Regions from separate parts of the Homo sapiens genome. Here region 1 is linked to region 2. The links are chromatin loops, found by intact Hi-C in ENCODE. Cell type or tissue: GM12878. All regions are shown on one strand. Each heading gives the region's core, and the rest is flanking DNA. Links, peaks and the distances in the headings are about the cores only. Region 1 overlaps LOC105375463 (a long non-coding RNA gene). Region 2 overlaps COMETT (cytosolic oncogenic antisense to MET transcript).

Region 1 (12,903 bases), core at 1,902-9,901, 260 kb before region 2:
TGCACACGCCCTTTAGAGAATGGCTACTCTCTTCCATGACACAAAGATAACTTACCCAAAAGGGCAACTCCTTATAGTTCTCAAGGTGATCTAGTGCCTTTTGTTAGCATGCAGAATCAAAAACTATAATTTTCATCAGAGCATCTTGATTTAGAGAAGTTTTACCCGAGGGTTTAAGTTTGTTTAGGAGATCATGATTTCTCTTAAATTGTGGGTGTGTATGTGAAAATGTGCTTTCTTTAAAAAAGAGAACGATTTACTTTCATCAGATCCTCAAGTAAGTCACAGCCCATTAAATATTAAGAACCACTGTTATAGGTTTCCTCTAGCCAGGACACCAATTCTTACTTCAGCCAACCGTGGAAAAGTTAAGGGTGCTACATGACAGTAGGTATGGCTACTTAAGCTGAAGGAAAATCTGTGAGACAGTATGTGGCCTATTCAGTAAAATATTATATTTCATATGCCATAAGCATGGAAAGGAATAAGCTCTTACATATTTCTATTTCTAGAACATTAGTTCCTTTACGAGGTAACCATCTTAGGCAAGGTTGTTATTAGTTTCCAAGGAATCAGTGGAGAGGCTCATGACAAAGGGAAGAAGGGGCTGCTTCTGCTTACAGAGAAAATTATGTGGAATTTGGGATTTTCATATACTTTCATAATCTGACTCCTCCCATTTAACTGTTTATTTATTTATTTATTTATTTATTGAGATGGAGTCTCACTCTGTTGCCCAGGCTGGAGTGCAGTGGCACCATCTTGGCTCACTGCAACCTCCGCCTCCCAGGTTCAAGCGATTCTCCCGCCTCAACCTCCCACGTAGCTGGGATTACAGGCGCCCACCACCACGCCCGGCTAATGTTTGTATTTTTGTAGAGACAGGGTTTCACCATGTTGGCCAGGCTGGTCTCGAACTCCTGACCTCAGGTGATCTGCCCTTGGCCTCCCAAAGTGCTGGGATTACAGGAGTGAGCCACCGCCTCCAGCCTAAATGAACCACTTCTGAGACTGCAAAAATTGTCTCACTGTTTTTATGCGTTATGACACAGTATTTTTCAGAAGGACAATTATTAAAAGGCATGAAAAGACTATTTGAAAAGGTTAAAGAAATAGGTTTGTTTTAATAAGGAGAGAATGATAAACAGCCAATATGAATGTTTACATGTATGAGAGAATACAGGGAATTAAAGCAGATGTTTTTGTTTTCAACTGATATAAAAAATTAGGAGTTAGTCTTTCATTTTAAAATGGAGGCATATGTTTGACTTAGAGAAAGTGTTGACTGTAGAATGTTACTAAAGGAGTTTGTAGAATCTCCTTTTTCAGATATTTTTAAAGAATAGAAAATGGTATCGCTTGACTTGGGCAGATTCTTGCCTAATGTGTCCTTTCTAAAATACAACCACAGACATCAGTATCATTTATGGTAGAGAATGGGGAGGCTTACTCTCCGAATTCATGCAACAAACATTTATGGAGCCTCATGATGTACCAGGCACTAGGAATTAAACTTCCAATTCAATGTCCCCATGCAAACAGATCTTCAGATAGATAGGCAGATAGACAGTGGAAAGGGAATGTGGTAAATGCCATGTAGGGAAGGGGAAAGACTGGCCCAGTAATTATGACCACCTTTAACTGAGTCCAGGCACTGTCAGGCAGTGTCCAGGCACAGTGTCAAGCACTCCATGTACATTATTTTATTTAGTGCTCACAACAACCCTATGGAATATATACTATCATTTGCCAGCTATTATCCATGAAGAAACTAAGGTTAAGGAGAGATTAAATAACTTGCCCAAGATCACGCAGACAGCAAATTGCAGAGATTGTTTTGACTGTAGAGTTGAAGTTCTTAAACCCTGGGCCAGCCAGTCAGAATCTGAGAGGAGACAAGTAAGGTTGGTGAGGGGAATGGGAATTGAAAGGGATGAGGAAAGCCTTCTGAAGGAGAAGCCATTTCAATGGAGTTTTGAATGAGCAGGAGTTGGCCAGGTGTATTTTATCCGGGGGGCTGGTAGTGGAGGAGAAGACATGTTTGCCAGATAAAGCAGCTGTGGAAGGGACTGAATTTCAGTCACTTGTTATTTAGCTAAAGACATGGTCATTCTAAAGTCCCTACCGAGTTCTTGCACACTGATACCAGGGTTTTCAATGAGTAGTGCTCAGTTTATAAGAGTTAAGAAGTCACCATTTTTTTTTCTTAGTCCAAATGAAAATAGTGCTTCATCTGAGATCTGCGTATGAATGGCTCTGCCTGTCTTTGGTCAACCCATTTTCCACTCCCTTTACTTGTCCCTTCTTTCCCTCCGGCCTCTAACTCTCTTAGTCCTTCCTTCTTTTCTCTGAAATGAAGCTCTCTCCTACCCATAGAGAACACTTCCTCCTCTGGTTCACCAGGAAGTTTTTTTGGGCACAGCTTCATGGCCTCTCACAGTGATGGATCCTTATTTAAAGCCTGAAATCGATTTCCCCATGGCATCACAATATCTATGGCCATGCTTCCCTCTCAAACATGTGCATTTACTTTTTTTTGGAAGGAGAGAGGAGCAAAATTCATAATTCTTTTCTTCTTTCAGGCCTTTTAATAGTTCCAGTTCTTCTCTGGTCAATCAATCCCCATTTAGTGGAGGCTTAAGCTCCCTCCAGCCTGATTCTCTTTTATACGGCTGCCTTTCTGATGTCGTATATCGGTACAAACAAATAAACATAAAGAGGTTTGGTTTTTCTTTTTTCAGTTTGTTTCTTCTCAGGAAAATAAATTCTATTTAATTTTTCTGACTCCAATATACTCTTGCATGTCATAGAATCTTGTTTTATAATCAGCTATTGGAACTTTAGTAGGTCTACAAACAACCATTTCCTTTCCTAACTAAAATCAGAACCAATTGAAAAAGAGAAGAGGAGTCAGACCACTGCCTCACAGACAGTGGATTTTAAAATGTGGCTTTAGATCTGCAGTCGTCACTGGCCTCCAACACGTAACTCCTGAAAGAGACTGTCAGAGCAGTGATGCCAACGCAGACCCGGGGAATGACAGGACTTCCCCAGACAGTCCCCACCGGGCAGAGTCTGCCCGGTGAGCTCATTCCCTCTAAGGAGGAGTGAATCAGGACAGCTAGAGCTGGGACTGACATGTTGAAGCAAGTTTCTGCACACAGAAATAGGAGGCCAGGGTAAAGGAAAATCCTCCATGTTGAGATGTGGAAAGAAACCTGATTTTTGTTTGTCTCCCTTTATAACATTAATTCCCATTCCTTTCAGATTAGACTTTCATGTGTTATTTGTCGTTTACATAATGCTTTTGAATACAATTATTTAAACCTTTTTCTGTCTGTCTCACATTTCTCGGATGAGATATTCTCACTTTCCTCTTAAGGGTATTTTATTGTTCTTGTGTAACTACTGTCAAAAAATAAAAATTTCAACAAATTTAGTTTAATGATCTAAACTATTAGTGATTCATTAATCAGACGGTATCCCATCTATGAAACAGAAAAGCACGCTAGTAAGCTGAGGAGAGGCAGTGGGCTTTATAGGCAGAAAAGCCTGAAGAAAGCAGAAACAGGAACAGAAAGCCGATTGGTTGTTTCAAAGTTACTTTCTTTAAAAGGATAAAGCAGAGCCAGGGGACTTTCTTATTATGTCAGCTCAGGTTGACTGGGCCCCTTTTAATTGATTGCTGTGAATCTGTTTTTTGTTGTTGTTGTTTTGTGTTTTTTTGGGGGTTTTTTTGTTTGTTTTCTAACTGGCTGATTTTAAAGTCCAGTTTGGGGACCTAGCACTAGTGATTCCATTCTGGTTTGGTCTGTTCTTCTGGGCCTAGTGCAAGAGCTTAGTCCAAAACAATAGCCTCCCATAAATTTAACACTACTCTCAGTAAAAATAACCATTGGTATTTTTATAGCATGGCTTTTAATAATGCCTATATTCTCATATTTGCAAAGTGCATTTTCCTGAGCTGATTTTATCAGTGGCTTTACTTCCAAAATAATTTCCTTTTAGGACAATATCAGAACGGCACATACAAGTGTCCCCAAGTCATATTTGGAATAAGATCACTTGGGAACACAAGTCAAAGAAGGTATGTAACCAACTCACCTCATCTAATGGAACAGGTTTCCCTGGGCAAGCATAAGATTATTGTACATTGTTCAAAGATTTCAAGACAGATAGCGTAGATTTCAAGAATGCCAAACATAAGGCAGAGAGGAGTCTACTGGGATATTTTCCCGAATTGTGGCTTGTATCTCTCTCTGGTCTATTAGAAGACCTCCTGCATACCCCTAACAAGAGAAAAAATGACAGATGAAAGAAAGAGAGAGAGAGAGACTTTCTTGTAATTAATCTAATAGGCATTTTTAAAATTGAACACTTGGACTTCCTCCAACTGGCATCTTTAAAACACCCATTGATTAACAGGCAAATGGGATGAGTGAATTCATTATAAGAAGTGAATCCTTTGCGTCCACCAGATTCTTCTGCCTTCATTGTCATCAAAGTTCTTGGGCTCACTCACTGGCTATCATCCCTCTCACTCATCTCTAAAATGGTTTCAACATCCCCTCTGTGCGGTCCAGTTTCTCACCTAATTTGCATTAGGCTGATTCATTCATTCCTCAGCAGGGTTACTTGATGTGCTTTCTTCCCAGTGGCATCCATGTGTAAAGCTGTCTCTCACTGGCTCTTATCACAGTCAGATTCAAAATGCTCATTTCAGAAAGACTGCAAGTCTTAATAGAAGGTATAGAATTTAACAACATGAACACAGTGAAAGTTTAAGAATGGTTTCTGGAATACCTGAAATCTATTCTGCTTATATTAAAATGGCTTTCGGCAGAGGGTGAAAAACCCTGCCGGCAATCAGAGCATTCTGTGACATTCAAGTCTGCCCAGAGTCAGCAGCCAAGCAGCGTGCTCTCTGATCTACAGATTTGCATTGTTCACTAACCTTCCTGTGCCAAAAACACTCAGTTGCTCCCTTTCACCAGCCTCTAAGGTCACAAGACAGACAGTTCTTTCTTGATTACTCAAACAAATACACGTCTGATTCAGAGCGGGGAAAAAAGAGTTGCCAACAGTCAAGGCTTAGAAAGGCCAGGGCTGCTTGCACTTAGAAGCCAGCCTGATGAATCACCACATCCATGACTAATTGTGGGGTTCAAGTGTGCCCAGTTATAGAGCCTGTTTTTTAGAAAGGAAAATGCTAAAGAAGACACATAGAAATGTGGAAGAAAACTAGACACTTTTGTGTGACTACACAGATGGCCCGTGGTCATTAACAGGCTTGATACATACCTTTCTCTATATATATATAGTTTTTTTTTTTTTTTTTGACAGAGTTTCACTCTTATTGCCCAGGCTAGAGTGCAATGGTGCAATCTCAGCTCACCAAAACCTCCGCCTCCCGGGTTCAAGCAATTCTCCTGCCTCAGCCTCCTGAGTAGCTGAGATTACAGGCATGCGCCACCATGCCTGACTAATTTTGTATTTTTAGTAGAGATGGGGTTTCTTCATGTTGGTCAGGCTGGTCTTGAACTCCCAACCTCAGGTGATCCGCCAGCCTCGGCCTCCCAAAGTGCTGGGATTAGAGGTATAAGCCACTGCACCCAGCCCTCTCTCTATGTTCTTTCAATTAAGCCCCAGAAAATGTGGAAATGCCATTGCCCTCAACCTGGCTTTCCTCACAAGAGTAAACTTCATGGGCTTAAAAAAAATTCCAAACATTTTTTAAATCTCATAAGGTTAAGAAAGGGCAGTCGACTTCAATAAATTATGATGCTGATGATTTTTGTTTTAAAAAACTGGCAAAAACAGACTTTTACATATATATGACTATCATATATGACTTTTACATATACGTATATAGGTGAATTACTTATATACATATAAGTACATAAAGTATACAGTTACATGTATGTTAAAGTATGTATATACATATCTAATGTAAATATACATATATATGCACATATGAACCTATATCTTCATTGCATGCTTATGTAATAGATGCAGTGTGTAATATGTGTAAATCCATGTTTTATTTGTATAGATACCAAGGACATGATAATAAAAATGACATAGTTCTTGTCCTCAATTGTATAGTCTGTTGGGAAAGAAAACACACAAATAGAAAAAATTTTCATATAGAGAATTTTTAATATTCTCTATATGCTGCTATAAAATCAATAGTAGTCATGCACAGGGTGTTGTTGGCATAAGGGAGGAAACCTTGAAAAAGGGGTACATGTTAGGGAAAGCTTTGGGAAAGTGAGAGATGAGCTGATCTGAAAGGACTTGTAGTAGTGACTCTTGTTGAGTGGGAGGGAGGGGTAGGCAATGAATGGAGGAAATCCCAGGTAGAGGAAAAAGAGAGTACCAGAACAGCCCCACATTTATTTAAGAAATTGAAATTATAGCTAAAAACCTCCACACACAAAACTCCAGGCACCAAAGTTTTCATGGTTAAATTGTACCAAACCTTTAGTAAATAAATAAAACCAATTATACACAAACTCTTCCAGAAAATTTAAGACAAGGAAATACTTCCCACTTTATCTGGGAGGGCTGCCTTACCTTAACCCAAAATCTAGATGTTACAAGAAAAGATAACTACACAACATTAAATATCCCACATAAACATAGGTACGAAAAACCTTGAGAAAATTATAGCAAATGAAATTTAACAACATATAGAAAGAATAATACATCATGAATAAATGAGGTTTATTATGAGAGTGCAGGGCAAACATTTGGAAATAAATTGACGTAATTCACCATATAAAAAACAGACGAACATCTCAATAGGTGCAGAAAATATAATTGACAAAATTCTATATAGATTCATGATAGAATGAACAGCACTCAGTAATCTGGGAATAGATGGGAATTCCCTTAACTTGATAAAGGCATCCATTTAAAAAACAAATAACCAAAATACTATAGCTAGCATCAAACTGAATGGGAAATGACAATTCAGTGCAGAAACAATTGGTGTTGAAACAATTTGATATCCACATGTCCTATAGTTTGAATATGTCCCCTTCAAAATTCAGGTGTTAAAACTTAATGGCCAATGCAGTGACATTAAAAGGTGGGTCTTCTCAGAGGTTATTAGGTAATGAGAGCTCCTCCCATTACGAGTGGGATTAAGGCCCTCATAAAAGGAGCTTCACTCAACATTTGACCCTCTTGCCCTCTGCCTTCCACCATATAAGGACACAGTGTTCTGCCTCTCCTGAGTAAGCAGCAACAACGCACCATCTTGGAATCAGGGGACGGCCCTCACCAGACAACTAAATCTGCAGACACCTTGGACTTCCCAGCCTCCAGAACTGTAAGAAATAGATTTCTGTTCTTTACACATTATCCAGTCTTGGGTGTTCTATCATAGCAACACTAGTAAACTAAGACAATATGCAGAGAGAGAAAAAGAGAGAGAGGAAGGAAGGAGGGAGGGAAGGAGGAACAAAAGAAAGAGAGATCTTTAAAGCATACCTTACATACAAATACTAACTCAAAATGGATCAATACCTAAAAGTGAAATCTAAATTAAATTATTGTACCTTTTGAAAAAATAAGCCACAGAATGGGAGAAAATGCTTGCAAATCATTTATCTGATAAAGAACTTATAACAAAGATATATAAGGATGTCTCAAAACTCAATACTAAGAAAACAACAATGTAATACAAAAAGGACAAAATTTATTTTCGTTTGGTCACTTTTTAAAAATTTTACTTTAAGTTCTGGGATATATTTGCAGAATGTGCAGGTTTGTTACGTAGGTATACATGAGTTGACACTTCACCAAAGAAGATATTCATATAACAAATAATTACATGAAAAGACCCTTGAGTTCATTAGTTATGAAGCAAATGAAAAACCCTAATGACATACTACTACATGCCTATTACAATTACTAAAATCAAAAGAACTGACAATATTGATGATCACATAGAAAAAGCGAAACTTTCATACATTCCTAATGGAAATGCAAAATAGTATTGTCACTTTAGAAAAACAGTTTAGCAGCTTCTTAAAGAGTTAAGTATTTACCTACAATACAATCTAGCATTGCCACTTCAAAGATGAAAGTTTTATTTACATAAAAGCAGATATAGAAAAGTTTATACAGCTTTTCTATATATCTTCCAAAACTGGAACAACACAAATGTTCTTCAACAGGTGAATGGATAACCAAATTATGGTACATCCATACAATGGAATACTATTCAGGATTAAAAAGGAATGAACTACTGATAGACACAACATGGCCAAGTGCATTATACCAAGCAAAAAAAGCCAGATTTAAAAGACTACATACTGGCTGGGCATGGTGGCTCAAGCCTGTAATCCTAGCACTTTGGGAGGCTGAGGCAGGTGGATCACTTGAGGTCAAGAGTTCAAGACTGGCCTGGCCAACATGATGAAACCCCATCTCTACTAAAAATAGCTAATTAGCTGGGCCTGCTGGCGGGAACCAGTAATCCCAGTTACTCAGGAGGCTGAGGCAGGAGAATCGCTTAAACCTGGGAGGTAGAGGGTACTGTGAACCAAGATCGTGCCACTGCACTCTAGCCTGGGTGACAGAGTAAGACTCTGCCTCAAAAATAAATAAAATAAAATAAAAGATTGCATACTTTTACTTGATTCCAGTTGTATGACATTCTGAAAAAAAGCAAAACTATAGGGACACAAAACAGAACTATACCTTAGAACAGGTAAATTTATTTATGTAAAGTGTATCTTAATAAAGCATGAAGAAAAATTAAAATGTCATCCATAATAAGAAAATTATTTAACATACATGAATTACCACATCTTAAAACTAAATCATAAAATTTAATGTATTAAAATTTTAGCATTTTAATTTGTTGTAATATGGAAAGTTATCTAGATCAACCCTCTTGCTGAAACAAGCTAATAATCCTGAGTAAATATATATTCTTAAAAATAATTATTGAACTGACAGGGTCATAAAGCATTTTTAGCAGAAATCCAGAAGGTAAGTGGAATTCTGCAGCCAACTTTCATTTTTATGGCATTTGCTAATTAGGATGAATTTGATCTACAATATTTTAGCTTCATGTGGTGCAAAGAACAAAAGACAAAAAGTCCAAAGCAGTTTATAAGAGACAAGTTTGAAATCTAAATATTCAGAACATTTGGAAGTAAAATGATTCAATAAATCATATACATGAATCAAAATCTAAGTACTTGGCAGGTAGTAAACTATTAGCATCACTCTAAATAGATTTACTAACTAAAGCATTAGGAGATTAAACTGATCACTACACGATGCTAAAACATTTAATAACTCAAGAAGATATAACAGTTCTAAACCTGTATGTACCTATCAACATAGCCTTAAATATGTAAACCAAAAATTGAAAGACAGGAAAAATAAATGCAAATAATAGTGAGGATGTTAGTATATTCCTCTCATAGCTAAAGAAACAGCTGACAAAATAAAATTAACATGATACTGATGATTTTTAAAACATGATTCAATGAATAAGCGGACATATATAGAACACTATATCCACCCATGTAAATTACAAAAACTTTTGAAACATACAGAAAACATATTATAAAATTGGCCATATTCTGATCCAAAAGCAGCTCTCAACAAAGTTTAAAGAACTAAGCCATGCATATCACATTCTCTATGATGAAATTTAGTTAAAAATCAAAACAAAAAGATAACTAGAAAAAAACACAGTATGTTTAGAAGAAAACCACAACTAAATAACCCATGAGCCAAAGATAAAATCATAATATTACAAAATATTCAAAGCTGAATAATAATGAATATATTATACATAAAAACTCACAGGACATGGTTAAAATAGCATATGTCTCCATTTCAGTGGTATTAGAAAAAAACAAAAGCTCAGAATTCAAGCTAAGCAACCATCTAAAAAGTAAGAAACAAACCAGAAAAACAGGGTAAATTTTTTAAATAGAAAAATGTATATATAATAGAACCAAAAGAGCCAAATGATGGTTCTTTGTGAGGATAAATAAAATTGATTAAATTGTGATGAGATTAATAAAGAAGAGAAAAGGTAGAAGCAGTCAAAATTAGGAATGAAAATGGAGGCATAGCTACAGTTGATGTAGACAGTTGAAAGACTTTGAGAAAATATAATAAACAACTTTATTCCTGTAAAATCACTACAGATTAACAGATTATGTTTCTATTAACTCAACCTGGAAAATGCATCTATCCTGTTCTCTGAAGGATTCCTAACATTTGATGATGCTGTCAGACATGACCAACAACATCATAAGGAATGTGGCTTTTCAGGGTGAGATAAGAAGCTTTGGGAAGTTTTTGTAGAGGGGTAACATAATCTCACTTTCATTTTGTATAGGTCTTTCTGGCAACTGTCTAAACATAAACCAGAGAAGGGCAAGGCAGACTCAGGAAGGACAAATAGAAGGCTATTTTCATAAATCGGGTAAGAGACGGTGGCATGGACTCAAGTGGTAGGGGTGAAGGTGGAGAGAAGTAATTAGTTTTAGATATTTTAGAAGGTAGAGCCAGAGGATTTACTGGTGAATTGAATATGGAACATGAGAGAAAGTAAATACAATGAGTTCAAAACAGTGATTTCTCCAAAGTTGTTTTGTTTTTTCTTTTGTTTGTTTCTTTGTCAAAGTGATCAGAAGAACATATTCCATTTCCTGAGATGAAAAAATCCTTAGGAAGAGAAAGTTTTAAGGAAACCAAGAGTTCCATTATGGACAAAGTAGGTTTGAAGTTCCTATACAGGTGGACTTCTTTATAGTGCACTTTCCTTTATTGTGCTTCACAGATATTGAAATTTTTACAAATTGAAGGTCTGTGGCAACCCTGCATTAAGCAAGTCTATCGGTGCCATTTTTCTAATAGCGTGTGCTTGCTTCGTGTCTCTGTGTTATGTTTTGGTAATTCCGGCAATATTTCAAACTTTTTCATTATTATTATATCTGTTATGGAGATCTGTGATCAGTGATCTTTGATTTTTATGACTGTAATTGTTTGGCAGCCCCACTAACCATGCCCATATAAGATGACAAACTTAACTGATAAATGTTAAGTGTGTTCTGACAGCTCCACTGGAAAACCGTTCCCTTGTCTTTGTCCCTCCCCTGGGGCCTCTCTACTCCCTGAGACACAACACTATTGAAATTAGGTCAATTAATAACTCTACGATGGCCTCTAAGTATTTAAGTGATAGGAAGAGTCACACATCTCTCACTTTAAATCAGAAGATAGAAATGATGAAGCTTAGTGAAGAAGGCATGTTGAAAGCCACAATAGGAAGTCCTCTTATGCCACACAGCCAAGTTTTGAATGCAAAGGAAAAGTTCTTGAAGGAAATTAAAAGTGCTACTCCAGTGAACACACAAATGATAAGAAAGTGAAACAGCCTACTGCTGATATGGAGAAAGTTTTTGTGATTTGGACAGAAAATCAAATTAGCCACAACATATCCTTAAGCCAAATCCTAATCCAGAGGAAGACCCTGACTCTTCAATTCTATGAATGCTGAGAGAGGTGAGAAAGCTGCAGAAGAAATGTTGGAAGCTAGCAGAGGCTGATTCATGAGGTGTAAGGAAAGAAGCCATCTCCACAGTACAAAAGTGAAAGGTGAAACAGCAAGTGCTGATGTAGAAGCTGCAGCAAGTTATCCAGAATATCTAGCTAAGGTCATTGATGAAGGTGCCTACACCTTTAGTATATTCCCCTCATAGCTAAATAAACTGCTGATAAAATAAAATTAACATGATATTGATGATTTTAAAAACATGATTAACTAAATGAATAAGTAGACATATATAGAACACCACACCCACCCAGATTTTGAATGTAGACGAAACAGCCTTCTATTGGAAGAAGATGTTATGTAGGACTATTGTAGCTAGAGAGGAGAAGCCAATGCCTGTAAGCTTCAAAAGACAGACTGATTCTCTTGTTAGGGACTAGCACAGCCGGTGACTTTAAGTTGAAACCAATACTACAGACTATTCCAAAATCCTGGGGCCCTTAAGAACTATGCTAAATCTATGCTGCCTATGCTCTATAAATGGAAAAATGCTTGAATAACAGTACAACTGTTTACAGCATGGTTTACTGAATATTTTAAGTTCACTGTTAAGACTTACTGCTCAGAAAAAAAGAATCCTTTCAGAGATAACTGCTCTGTATTAGTCCTTTTTCACACTGCTATAAGGAACTACCTGATGCTGGGTAATTTATGAAGGGGTTTAATTGACTCATAGTTCTTCAGGATTAACAGGAAGCATGGCTCAGAGGCTTCAGGAAACTTACAATCATGGCAGAAGGTGAAAGGGAAGCAAACACCTCTTACCATGGCAAAGCAGGAGAGAGAGAGAGACAGAGAGCACTAAAGGGGAAGTGCCACACACTTTTAAACAACCAGATCTTTTGAGAACACACTCACTATTACAAGAACAGCAAGGGGGAAATCGGCCCCCATGATTCAATCACTTCCCACCAGGCCATTCCCCAGACACATGCGGATTACAATTAGAGATGAGATTTGGGTGGGGACACAGAGCCAAACCATGTCATGCTCATTGACAATGCACCTGGCCACCCAAGAGCTCTGATAGAGATGTACAAGGAGATGAATGTTGTTTTCATGCCTGCTAACACAACACAATATCCATCCTGTAGCCCATAAATCAAGGAGTAATTTCTATTTTCAAGTTGCCTAATATAACAAATGCATTTTGTAAGGCTACAGTTGTCATACACAGTGATTCCTCCGATAGATCTGGATAAAGAAAACAGAAAATCTTCTGGAAAGGATTAATCATTCTAGATGCCACTAGGAACATTTGTGATTCATGGGAAGAGGTAAAAATATTAACATGAATGGGAGTTTAG
Region 2 (12,903 bases), core at 1,606-9,605:
TCAAACTTCCACAGAGCTAGAAAAGAAAAAAAAAAAAAGAAAGTTGCAAGTAAGGAAGTAGGGATTTTTTTATTGTGATGAGAGAGGAGTGGGAAGAGTTAGACAGGGAGAAAGTGAATAAAATCAACTAGAATGAGAGATTTGATTCCATAGAAAGTTGAGTAATTTGCGTGTCAAAAAGATAAAACTATACACTTGCCTAGTACTTTAACAACACAACTGAAAAGCATGTGGAAACTGGCATAAAAGGTGGGGTATTTGCAACGAGAAAAATGCAGTCATTTTTTTAAAAAAGCAACAGCTGCCAGTTTGAGCCACTCTACAAATGGCCAAGAAAGAAACCTACTCCTCTCCTTCAGTTGTATTAATATAATGCCAACCATTAATGAGATAATAACTATCCCAGGCAACAGTCAACGTCTTTTTGAGAGGATGTTTCTTAAATTCCCCATCACATTGCACAACCTCTTGGAAAAGGTGAGATTTAATTACCTGCCAACTCTGAGACAGAAAGTTCTGTTGACTGTATGACACAAGTAAGCACTCAGTAAAGTACATAGCACAATATGCACTTTGATTAATATAAATTGGCTTCAGAGTGACTTTGCATTTTTACAGTGATTGTGTTGTTTGTCTCGTTGCCTTTCATATTGCCTGCTAAATAATAATAGCCTTTATTTATTGAGCACATACCACATACAAGAGAATGTGCTAAGCATTTTGCAAATATTACTGACAACAGCCCTATGTGCTATGTATTATTATCTAGGTCAAGTAGATACTATTGCTCTGTTTTAGAGATCAAGAAATAGAAGTTTAGAATGGTTAAATAACCAACTCCAGGTTGCCCAATGAGTTTAATACCCACGACTATTAGCTTCAAAGCTATTCTTATAGAGAAACTCACTATGTGCTTGGGAGAAAGCGCGTGTGACACCATTTGACAGTATTACAATAGCATTGTGTGTCATCAATGGGAAAAAAAGAAGAGTGAATGATTAAAAGCCATGCAAATAATGTATTCTCTAGTCTAAGTTTCTGTTAATAATTGTTCATGTTACTGCTTCAACAGGCATTTATGGAGCAACTATTTGGTATCACAGGGATTAAAAAGATAAGCAAGACAAAGGTCTTTGTCTTCATGGAAGCTCAGTGAAGCCCCTACAAAGGCAACTCCAAGATGAAATTAATATTTTGCTCTTTTTCTGTTGAGAAAATAACTTTTTGTAAAATAAAAATTATTGACAATCAATTGTACAGTTTAATACAGTGGCTTTAAAACTGTACCTTATTGAATCCCGAGGTATTGACCAGCTCCCCTAAGATAACAGAGGTGGATTAGGGACAGAGGTCTGTGAAATGGTGTCTACCACTTTCCCTCAAACACACAAGTTCTGTTTTAATTTCTTTTCATGTTAATTTTCAGCATAACATTTTGTTTGACTAAGCAGTTCTATCACAAAGAAAATTTGAAAACCTTTGATTGACTTGGTGAAATAAATACATACTTTATACCAACTTAGATCTTAAATGAAATGTTGATGCTTGCTTTTGTAATTATCACTAAAATGTGTTCTAATAATAACTTTTGAAGATGCAGGCTTCACAGAGCAGATGACCAAACAGAAAATATCTATCAGAAACATGAGTAAATACCAATTAAAATATATGATAGCCTTGTAAACTCTCACACTCTTGGTCCAACAGAAATGAAAAATTACTTGAGTGGGATGAGTAGGAAAAAAAGTGGTAGTGTCATTCAATTCCAGAGGAAGAGATGAATTTAATGGTGAGGTTACTGGCATTGGGACTAATATCAGGGATGATGTCTAATATTACTCAATCACATTCAAGTAAAATATCAGCCTTTGGTATCTTCATTGGACCAGAACAGTTTCTTTAGATCTTCTTATTTCTCTTTCAAGCTTCAACCTTAAATAATAGGCCATTGTGTAGCAGAAAAAACTTTAAACTTAGAAGTAGAAATCTATAATCAAATCCTCAGCCAACTTAAAAACAGTTGTGTGACCTTGGATAAGTCCCATAGCCGGACTGCATTCTCTAAACCAGCAGCTATAACGTTTCCTACCTCATTAGAGTGTGGTGTGAATGAAAATGTGAAGAATGCCTAAAACAGAGTCAGGCCTTGAATGCATTAGAAAGTTTCAGGCAGCCACTCATTCCATCACCCTGTCTCACTCTTTCTAGTGACCCAGGGTCACTTACCTGTTTTTCTTAATACACCCCAAGTCTTTCTCTTGCCTCTCTTTGTAGACCAGAATTATTCTTGTGTTCATCAATATGGATTGAGTCAAAAATTTTCAAGATCTACCTGACTTATTACTTCAAGGATCCATCATCCTCTGGCTTCCATTTTTTTGTATTTCTATAGGCATGGATTCAAAGGGGATATCTGACTGGCTCAGGCTAGATCCAGATGAACTCCTCCTACATTTGTTGTCCATCCTGGTCCAATCAGTGGCAGCTAAGGGAGCTCAGTCACTTGTTTGAAGTTTGCCCAGTCAAGGGGCTGTGGAAGGAAGAGGAAGTTAATCTGAGACAGGATTGTGACAGGCAGACCAATAAACATGTCTGTTTACAATCTAAATATTCATAAAATTCCAATCCCCCAAATTCTCCCACATATGTATGCTCTTGTATTCCCCTGAGATAGGAAGGGAGGCATGCTCATAACCCCATTTTACAGATGGGAAGAATAAAGTGCCAGGAATACTGGTCCCTCCATTAGGGTCACTTAATGAGCCACTGGTGAAACAAGAAATAAATCCGAATTGAGAGCTTAGACTGCCTGGTCTCCTGTTAACAATTAAGACTGCAAAAATTTCAAACCATATCGCATGCACAATAAATACTGCATCTGAATCAATTGTAGAGACAAAGACAGAGGCACAGGGAGAAGACAGATCTATCCAAGGTCACTCAAGTGAGGAAATAAACCAGCTTAAAATAGACTTCTGTCTCAGCAGCATTGTGCTTTCACTCCTGGGCAACTTCCTGCCTATACAGCAACATTAATGCCAGCAAGGAAGGAACCTGAGGGTTAAATCCTTGGCCCCAGCCCCAGATAGCAATACAGAACCCCACCCCCGTAATTCAGTCAATAAATAGATGTCCCTTTCATACAAGTTTCAGAAAACACAGTTAATATACAACCACTACTCACAAATTAAATAAGTTATCTTACTGTAAAGGATATAACTATTTTATTATCTTTGCAATTAAAATGAAATATGCTAAAGGTAGAAGCAATACAAAACAGCTGCTGCCAGAAGTTTCAATAAAAGATCACTACTGGGCACCCTTATAACTGTGGGACCATTAGGAGATTTAAATGTCTTCTTCACTTTGCCCATGGTAGGGAGTGAGGCTGCACTGAGAAACATCACTGGCATGAGGTCTAATTGCCTGCCCTATGATTAATGTTGCCAAGTGAATTCAGAAGTTGTCACAGTTCTCATCCTATGGTCCAGGCTCATTTATAAAATAGAGCAAAGGGAGCCCAGTGCTTTGAGAATGCCAATGCAAAATTATAATAATTACTTATTACATGATACAGTTGTTAAAGTATTTTCTGTGTTGTTCAAAAAAAAAAAAAACAAGGCATGTACATTGGTAGAGAAGGCAGAAGAAATACTTATGACTGTGTTTTCCTCTTGTAACTTTCCCAGGCAGAATTACTCTGGTCCCTAAGGCCTTGAGGCACTTTTTTCTTATCTCCACTGAACTGTAAACTACTGGGGTTCAGAGACCAATTTTTAGCTTTCATTGTATCTATAGGATTTAGCATAGTGACTGGCATAATAAAAATCTGCTAAACTAAAACTGATACCCTGTTATAGAATTTCCATGATGTATTCTAAGTTCTGTCATAGGCATGCAATAATTGTAAGTTCTCAAAATGGAGGGACCAAGTCTAGTCCTTTGTATCTTTATAACTCTGCAGCTCTGCTATCCAACAGAACTTTCTGCAATAAGGGAAATGCTTTATTTCTGTTCTAGGAAAAGGAAAGTTCTTAAAGAAATGTTCTTCCTTTAAGAGTCTATGTAAACACTATTCAATAAGAGCCATTGGCCACTTGCGGCAATTGAGTGCTTGAAATATGGCTAGTGAGGTGAAAAAATGCATTTCTGATTTAATTTCAATTAAAATCACCCCTTGTAGCTCATGGCTACTATGTCAGACAGAGCAGCACTGGACGCCAAGTGTGGTGGCTCACGCCCATAATCCCAACATTTTGGAAGGCCAAGACGGGAGGATCACTTGAGCCCAAGATTTCAAGACCAGCCTGGGCAATGTAGAAAGACCCAGTTTCTACAAAAAAAAAAAAAGTAAATTATCCAGGTGTGATGGCACAGGCCTGTGGAGGATCACCCGGGTCTGGGAGGTCGAGGCTAGTGAGCCATGATCGCACCACAGCACTCCAGTGTGGGAAACAGAGCGAGACCCCATCTCAAAAAAAAAAAAAAGAGTAGCACTGGAATCTAGGCTGATGTGTGGCTTTCAGTAGTTGCTATTTTAATGTTTATGAATGAATAAATGAATGAATGACTACACATACCTAATCCCTCCACAAACCTACTTCCCGCCAAACTGCTTTCAGCTGCAGAGTGCTGCAAGCATGCAATATTTACTTGGCCAAGTTGAGTTTAAATAGGTAGTCTACAGGAAAAGCAATTCGGTCATTCATTGGATATTGTGAGGAAAGTCTTTTATGGCTAACTTGAAAGATGTACTTCAAAGTAACCACTTAAGATTAAGTCATCTATAAGCCATATTTTCACTCCACATCTTACTGCTTAGGGCAGAGTAGTCAAGTGGAAAACCAATGGACTTGGGTACTAGCTACACTCAACTGTCTACTAACTGATTGGCTTTGAGGTTCAATTAACATGCAAAGTGCTTGACTTTTCTTAGTGGCAAAATGGGGAAATCCTATGTGCCATGCCTCCTTACCAGGATGTTGTCAAAAGCAAATGAGATAACTGGCATGAAAACATCTAATGCTAAGCAAATACAGATTATTATTAAAATACGTTACTTCAAATTATTTTAAATAACTATTATCATAGTAATGGTGCTGTTATTAACAAATAATTGAATATATGTTTTCTTGCACAGTTAAAGACATACACGTGCCCAAAAAATTATTTTCTTCCACTCTAAGAAGATTTCCATTTTTTCTCTCTGCCACTTCATATCTCAGAAGGTCATATCTCGCTTACTGGGCAGTTTCCAGTGACAATTCTACAACGATTCCTCTCACCTATCTCACTGAATGTGGCTGTCAGCATAAGTAGGTTACATTGTAGGGACTGTGTTTGTAGCTAGTGTTGGCATGTTATTTTTCCAGCCACCACTCCAAGGAGAAGAGTTCACATTGTGTTTCTAAATCACTTCCTGAAGAGTGATTATATGGGATTCTTTCAGAAATAGAAGGAATGGAAAAAGCAAGACCAGAAAGTAATTTGGAGAGCATCCAAGATTGATAAGACACCAAAGTAGGGGGACTCCACAGCACTAGGAGCCTGTGCTCTGATCCCTTCCAGCGCCCTAAGATGTGATGGGATCTCAGCAAGAAACAGCCACCTAGTGTTCCTAAAGAGGCTGGAACATGAGCACTGGGCTCCTAGACTTGGCAATAACCCTAGTGCCCCACAATGGCAGCACCAGCAGAGCCTCCATCCTTAAAGAATAGTACAGCTTTGAACACTGAGCATGTCAGCTATGATCTTTGGGGATCAAATAACAGGGCATTCACATGGCACCAAGAGGAGAACCATCCAGACAAAGCTTGACCTTCGCACCAGTGAGGCCGATTGGAGGCTTGGAGCATATTAAATTTATTTAGAGAAAGGAAAGAAATGTAATATTACTCACATCCTGTGTTTGAAAGAAAAATCATCCTGCCCACTTAATAACTGTGCAGGGCTGCCTTCCATGCCACATTTTTTACACAGACCATAGGGAGGTCTGTGTGACTTTGTGACTCACCCTTTATCACAGCCCCCACCCCCATAGAACTGCGAGGGCTGAGTAGGAGACAAGTCCAGTTACACTCACAGGGTTGTGTTCAAAAACCAGTGTTTCTCCTTAACTAACCCTCAAGCAATTACCTCAGATCAAGTGAATAGACCTGACTTAAGCAAATTTGGCTGTTCACGAGTTTTAAGTTACTCTGGCAGATATTGATCACCACCAGCAGCTAGGAACAGGTGAGAACTATAATCCTCCTCCCCAACAATCTCATTACTGGGTGATGAGTTATATTGAAAGCACATTTGACCAAAGATGCCACATGTTCAAATACTCAAATCAACTAGCTAACCTGACACAATAAGAGCAGTGAAATCCCAGGCAACAGCATGCGCGAAACGGCCACTCAAAGCAGATGTATCAGTATTCTGGTGAAAGTTTCAGCTAAACTTCTGATCAGAAGTTGAGCCACAGGATTCTCTGTTGAGCTATTGAATGAAGCCCTGGTCCGAGAAGAGCCCTATGAAGAGGGTAGGCTGTGGAGCTCTCTCCAGATTCTTACTCCCTGTTGTTTACAGAAGGAAGGAATTGCTTACATAATATTTCCAGCATATTCACATATCTTAATCACCACTCGTTTCATCCATGGAAACTTATTTTAGCATCCCCTATGCTAACTAACAGGCTTTTTTGTGTTCATTGGAGATAAAGCTATAATAGGACAGCTGATTAGGGTCGTTCAAATGCTGGCTGAGGATCCCTAAGTATGAATTCCCTAGCCGACTATTTCACAAGTTAACTATCCACCGCTAAGACGTCCTCCAAAACACAAACACACATTTCTTTATTAGTGTTAGAGGATATGAAATAATTTACTTGAAAATACAATAATACTGTTTTCTCTTCAGAAGAGTTCTCCCCCAGATGGCCAAGAGGTTTGAACTCTTGCCTTTTGTCAGATATAGGGCTGAACCTTAGAGTCCAGTGTATTCCTTCATTGTCTTTCCTCTAAGTCTGCCAAACAAATAAGGCTCTGGTGAACCCATAGAGCCAGCTACAGATAACCACACATGTGTGAAATTGTAGTGCGCACACCGCTTATGCGTAGCCTGCTCCTGGTCTTCCCAGACTACCAAAACATACGTGAGCCATTCTTAACAGCAAGTGCAAACCCCGGAGTGCTGTTTCAAACCTTCAAGATCCTCCCATCTTCTAATTACCTCATTGCTCCATTTGACCCCACAGCATTTCTACTCCCTGGAATGGGGACACCTGGAGAAATCCACACATGAGGCCTAAACATCCTAGTACCCGCAATGTATCGATTTTTTTCTTTCTTCTAGAAGCAGAGGATGGTAATAAATTGTGTTGCTAACAACAAAGGTCACTGCATAGCTATCAGCCCTATGCAATGATAGCTGTGAAGGACAACAAATAATAGTTTTGCAAATCTCCTCTTTGAACATTCTTTCCTTAAGAATCCTGTTTGGCGGACCTGTTGTGAAATATGTGTCTCCTTCATCTAGTGTTGCTCAAACTGTGAGTGCTGACCTAGTGTCTTAGTCTGTTTGAACTACTATAACAAAAATATCACAAGCTGGTTGGCTTATAAACAGCAGACCTTCATTGCTCACAGCTCTGGAGGCTGGGAAGTCCAAGATCAAGGCACCAGCAGATTCAGTGTCTGGCGATGGGCCTCTTCATAGAAGGTGGTCTTTCTGCTGTGTCCTCATGTGGTAGGAAGGGGTACAAGAAAGGCCTTTTTTATAAGGACACTAATCCCATTCAGGAGAGTTCTACCCTCATGACTAATCTTCTCACAAAGTGCCCACCTCCTAATATCATCACCTTGGGGGTTAGGAGTTCAACATATGAATCTGAGGGGGACACAAACATTTTGACCATAGCACCTATTCTAGAATTGTGAAATTGGCTTTCATTTATTAACAAAAATATAACTGAATAGAATGGAAAAGAATAAAAGAGAAGAGAGGAGAAAGAAACATATAGATCACAGAGAGCAAGGGTAATCAGATGAGTTTAATAAGACATTTCATGTTTATGAGAGTATGTATACTGAGTTGCAATGTAAAGCATATTTCTTAGTAAAAAATAATATTTGAAAAATATATAAACCACTACCACAATTTATTTGGAGATAAATTTTCTTTGGATCTCAAATAAAGTAAAAGAAAGTTCTAATGCAATTTTTTTTAACTTTTATTTTAAGTTCACAGTTACAACTGCAGGTTTGTTACGTTGGTAAACTTGTGTCATGGAGGTTTGTTTTACAGGTTATTTCATCAGCCTGGTATTAAGCCTAGTACCCATTAGTACATTTTTCCTGATCCTCTTCCTCCTCCCACCTCCTGCCCTCCAAAAGGCCTCAGTGTGTGTTGTTCCCCTTTATGTGTCCATGTGTTCTCATCATTTAGCTCCTACATATAAGTGAGAACATGAGGTATTTGGTTTTCTGAAAATTTCCATGTGTCTATCAAGAATAGCTTGGGAGGAAGGTTGAGAGTAAATGTTATCATGATCCCAAAACATCTGCCTGGGGAAACATTATTTTTAAAGTATCAGAATGACTCCCTCATGCAGCCCAGGCTATTTTCTGGAAAAGTGACATCCTAGTTAGCCTTGTCATAGAAGTAGGCCCTAAGGCAAGGATTTGCACACAAGCAGTTAATTTGAGAAGAATAGGGAGTATCATCAGCGGGAACTAGGAAAGCAATACAAGGAAGGGAAGGGAGCTATAAGGTTACTATTAAGTCTGCTACCATGGTCAGGTTATGTTGGTGGGAAAACTTGGGGAAACAGCACCTGCTGCAGAATTATCCCATCCAAGGGGCAAGAGAACAAGTATTTATTTCCAAGTGGCAAGTTGGTTGAAGGCTGCTGCCGGGGCAGGGGGTGAAGATGGTGAGTGTTAATTCTCTGGCACTTCTGGCCTACCTGCTCCTGGGCAGAGCAAGACAGAGAAATTTTCACTGTTCTGCAGAGAGAAAAAAGACTATGGGCCCCACCATGCAGATACTGAAAAGAACAAAGGTAATAAACAGAGCACTCAGGGCATCTATTCAGGTGGCCTGATCCTACAGAGACTCCTCCAAAAGGCTGGGGGCATCCTCTACATCCTTGTCCACTCACACTCACCTTGGAGGTGATTCTTTCCTGGACTAAAGACCCAGATGTATCTGAGGGTGAAAAGCAGGTATTGTTTTAGTACTAGTTTTGGTAGCAAGTGAAGAGCACATAAAATTTTCTTGGTTGTTCCAAAATGTCCACCACTTTGTAATAAGAACAAAGTCTGCACAGATCTAAAAGGAAAATTCTAATTTTAGCAGATTTGAAGCCCCTCAAGTTAGTTTCCCTGGCTCTATGCTATTAGCCACATAATCCAACTTTGCCTGCTTCTTGTCCCTCCCAGATTTAGCAGTGAGGCTGAAATTCTGCAGTGCCATGAGTGCCTGCACAGTTTCTGAACTTTCCCTCTTCTGGCCTCATATTTCCTGAAGCTGAAGGGAAGGGGACAGCTGACTGCCATTCCCACAGCTTTAGACCCTTCCTCTCACTTCTGCCCCGGCAAGGGAAACTGAGTTGTATCAGTCCTGCTCCCTGGGCCCCTGACACCATGACAGGGAAGAAAATCTGCCAAAGATCTATGGTTACTTGGATTCACTGAGCTGAGATGGTCAAATCTAATGCATCTTCACATCCTGTGCGGGTAAATGCCCCACCTAAGGGAGATGTTACTTATAGATGTAGAGCAATTCCAGGGATCTACCAGGGGACTGGTAGAGCCACACTTCCTTAACAATCATAGAATTACAGATTCACCTGGGGCTCATGGCTCACGGGTTGCCAAGTTACCTCACCAAGCAAATGTGATGGAATTACCAAGACAGGTTTAGATCTGTGGTGGAACAGGCCACAAAGTTCCTGAGATCTCTCTGACTTCTGGCTTAGGGACTCAACCACTATGTCTACCAGATTCAAGGAAAAAGAAAACAGGTGTGTATGACTCTGCATTCCTCAACCCCAAACAGTTGAAGAAAGTGGAGGCTTAGTTCCACCAAGTCTGGCAGAGCACAGAGATTCCCCTCCGTCAGGTGGTATGGCCTAGAATTTGACTGTACACATCACATCCAGATCATTTGTCCCTGAGCACTTATCCAGAGCCCAGACTACAGCTTCTCTCTCAGTTGATTTTATTAGCCAAGGAATCATGACCTAGTTTCTGCCTTGGAGTTGCTGAGATCTCTCTGGCTTATCCCAGGATCAGAACCTGTTTGGGCCCAGATCATTTGGCTGTGACCTTCCTATCCTGCAACACTGCCTGGTTCTTCCAAGTAATGCCCAGAAGACTGAACCCTATTCTCAATGTCTCTGCCACTGGCCTCTTCAAACTAAAGAGACTCTCCTAGAAGCAGGTACAACTCATCATCTGACTTCAAGACTCCCAATTCCTGGAAGAAAAGCACCTGTGCTTGACATAGCAGGGTCTTGACATTAATACCAGCCAAGCTGAGAAGTGGACTTTGGCCACTGAGGCAGAGACTGGCTAGTTTATGCATGAAAATCTTTTACCTTTCCTCCTGGGCACACAGCTAGACAACACTTCCCAGCCTTTCTTGCAGTGACCATGTGCCTAAGATCTGGCACTAGAATCTGAGCAGAAATTGTGTGCTCCATTTCTGGACCTGGATGATAAAAATCTCATGTGTGATTCTACACTCTTCCTCTATATGTCAGCTGGATATCTAGACCAAGGGCATCCATGAAAACCCCATGTTGAAAGGACACAACATCTCTCAGCTTGGGTCCTCAAAAGGCTACACAGAGGCCGAGCATGGTGGCTCATGCCTATAATCCCAGCTACTCGGTAGGCTGAGGAATGAGGATCACTTAAACCCGGGAAGCATAGGTTGTTGTGAGCCAAGATCGTGCCACTGTACTCCAGCCTGGGGGACAGAGCAAGACCCTGTCTGAAAAAAAAAAAAAAAAGACTACACATAGGAAAGTACCATCCCCCACAGCCCACAGCCTACCCCACCCTCCAGCACTAATGGACTTTTCCATGCGTAAGAAATTTCCATTGTGTGAGCCACTAATATTTGAAGGTTTATCTGTTATAGCAGCTGGACTTACATTATCCAACACAGTCACCCACGACCAAAGCTAGGCTCCCAGCCAAGTAAGTGACCCCAGCTGTCTGTAGCTTGCTCCCCTCTCACAGTTGTGGAGGTCCCAGCTCTCCATACTGCCCAAGGAGACAGTTTGAGATACGTGGGTGAGTAGAAGGGTGGGAGACACAGGAGATGTTTCTCAAGGGAAAAGCTTTGACTCTTCCATGTTTTGTAATCAGGAATTTTCCATGGTCGCACAGTGAGTCAGAGGAAAAGCCATAATTTTCATCCTCCCTCTGCTGGGGCAGCTGTCTTCCTGCAGGATGGGGTCTAAGCTCCATTCCTAGGAAGGAGGGGGTCAGTAAGGAGAAGGGTCATCAACTCAGGATCCTACCTTCTCATGGAAACCACTGAGAAGACTAAGCACACCAGCCGCACACAAGTGAGGAGATTTTAAATCAGCTGGACAATCCTTTTTTGGTTTAAATATAGTATTGTTTCATCCCTCTCCCATGTGATTTTATCCCATCAATATTTTTAATGTCATTAGAACTGCCCATTCCCATCATTTAACCTGTAAACTACATTGCCCAACTCATTGGTACCAAGAAGCAAATTGCAAAGTTCCACCCTGTGGTGTCACAGGGCTAAGTGCAGCCACCCAAATGCATAGCGAATTTGTTAAAGACAGGAAAGAAAACAAGCTCTAACTAGGCTTCTTGAGGCTCCCAATGCTGCTTGGTCACCACAATCAGTGAGTTTCCTCCAGAAAAGGGTTCATGCAGCTCTCGAGTCTAGCATGTCTTCAGGGAATTTAGGAATGTTTCTTTCATCAGCTCTACCCTGAGGGGAAAGATTCCTCAGAGCAATGTAAAAAGCACAGGGCAAAGAAAGAGGAGGAGGCTTGTGACATGTGGCAGCCCTTCTCTACAGAGAGTGGATGGGCCTGGGAGCCAGTGCATTGCTGGGACTATATTTAGTTCATCCAGTGACATCTTTGCGCCTCAGTGCCATCTCTCACGATAGCAAGAGACTGTGAGACTGAACATTTTTCTCATTGTAACAGGGGTCTGACTCACTAGTTTAAAAAAAAATCTGAGAACGATGAGACCCAAGGGGACAACAGAGTTCCAAAAAAAAAAGAAAGAAAAAAGAAAGAAGAAAGAAAGCAAGAAAGAAAGCAAGAAAGCAAGAAAGCAAGAAAGCAAGAAAGCAAGAAAGAAAGAAAGAAAGAAAGAAAGAAAGAAAGAAAGAAAGAAAGAAAGAAAGAAAGGGTCAAGCATTCCTGTAGGCTGAATAAAAAGACAACAGTCCTGGAAACATTTTCTAGGAGGTCTCCAATATTTTCTAGGAGGTCTCCAATGAGCAATTTTTTGCTAGCACAAAATTCTAAATTGTACCAAATACTAGTTCATAATTTCCATCGAGTTCTGAAAAACATAAGCCTATTTTTACAATGAGTTTTTGAAACTGAAACTGTAAGTGCTAACTGGAGACCAGCATGTGTCTCACTGCTGTTAACCTTTGAGGAACTGACTCCAAATTGCAGGGGTGCCACTTTCAAGCCAACAGGTGGCCTCTTTGAGTTAGGTCTTGACTCCCAAAAGTTGATATAGACATGTTGAATATTTTTCAACCAATTCTCTTCTAATTCTGTGAATAGCTTACTACAGAGTTTAACAAACTTTTTCTAGACCAGATAGCAAATATTTTTTAGGCTTTGCAGGTCATATGGTCTTTGTCACAATGAGTGAACATTGCCATTTTGGCACTAAAGCA

Evidence for each region. Peaks named below come from ENCODE experiments on the same cell type or tissue, not always from the same donor. Only the 100,000 strongest peaks of a DNase experiment are listed, where the experiment ranks them.
Region 1: a loop joins it to region 2, with 4 times the contacts of the local background. A loop is called at or near these places in 5 of 110 quality-filtered maps.

The regions. Positions count from the first base shown.
Region 1 is chr7:116,312,424-116,325,326 of GRCh38, forward strand. LOC105375463 (a long non-coding RNA gene) reads left to right here. Exons shown (of 7, transcript XR_001745336.2): 4 at 4,009-4,087; 5 at 7,218-7,336; 6 at 10,379-10,465. Among named protein-coding and RNA genes, the nearest start is that of TES, 110 kb to the left of the region's middle. RefSeq lists enhancers at 4,716-4,795, 4,896-5,045. In GM12878, for the core only: no CTCF peak of the experiment used is centred there; DNase peaks (open chromatin) are centred at 4,608 and 5,078; H3K4me3 peaks cover 426 bases; H3K27ac peaks cover 1,217 bases.
Region 2 is chr7:116,571,215-116,584,117 of GRCh38, forward strand. It overlaps COMETT (cytosolic oncogenic antisense to MET transcript), which reads right to left. Exons shown (of 5, transcript NR_165033.1): 3 at 2,227-2,530; 4 at 1-16. Among named protein-coding and RNA genes, the nearest start is that of CAV1, 53 kb to the left of the region's middle. RefSeq lists enhancers at 5,821-6,115, 12,471-12,570 and silencers at 6,254-6,393, 9,917-10,366. In GM12878, for the core only: no CTCF peak of the experiment used is centred there; a DNase peak (open chromatin) is centred at 6,297; H3K4me3 peaks cover 346 bases.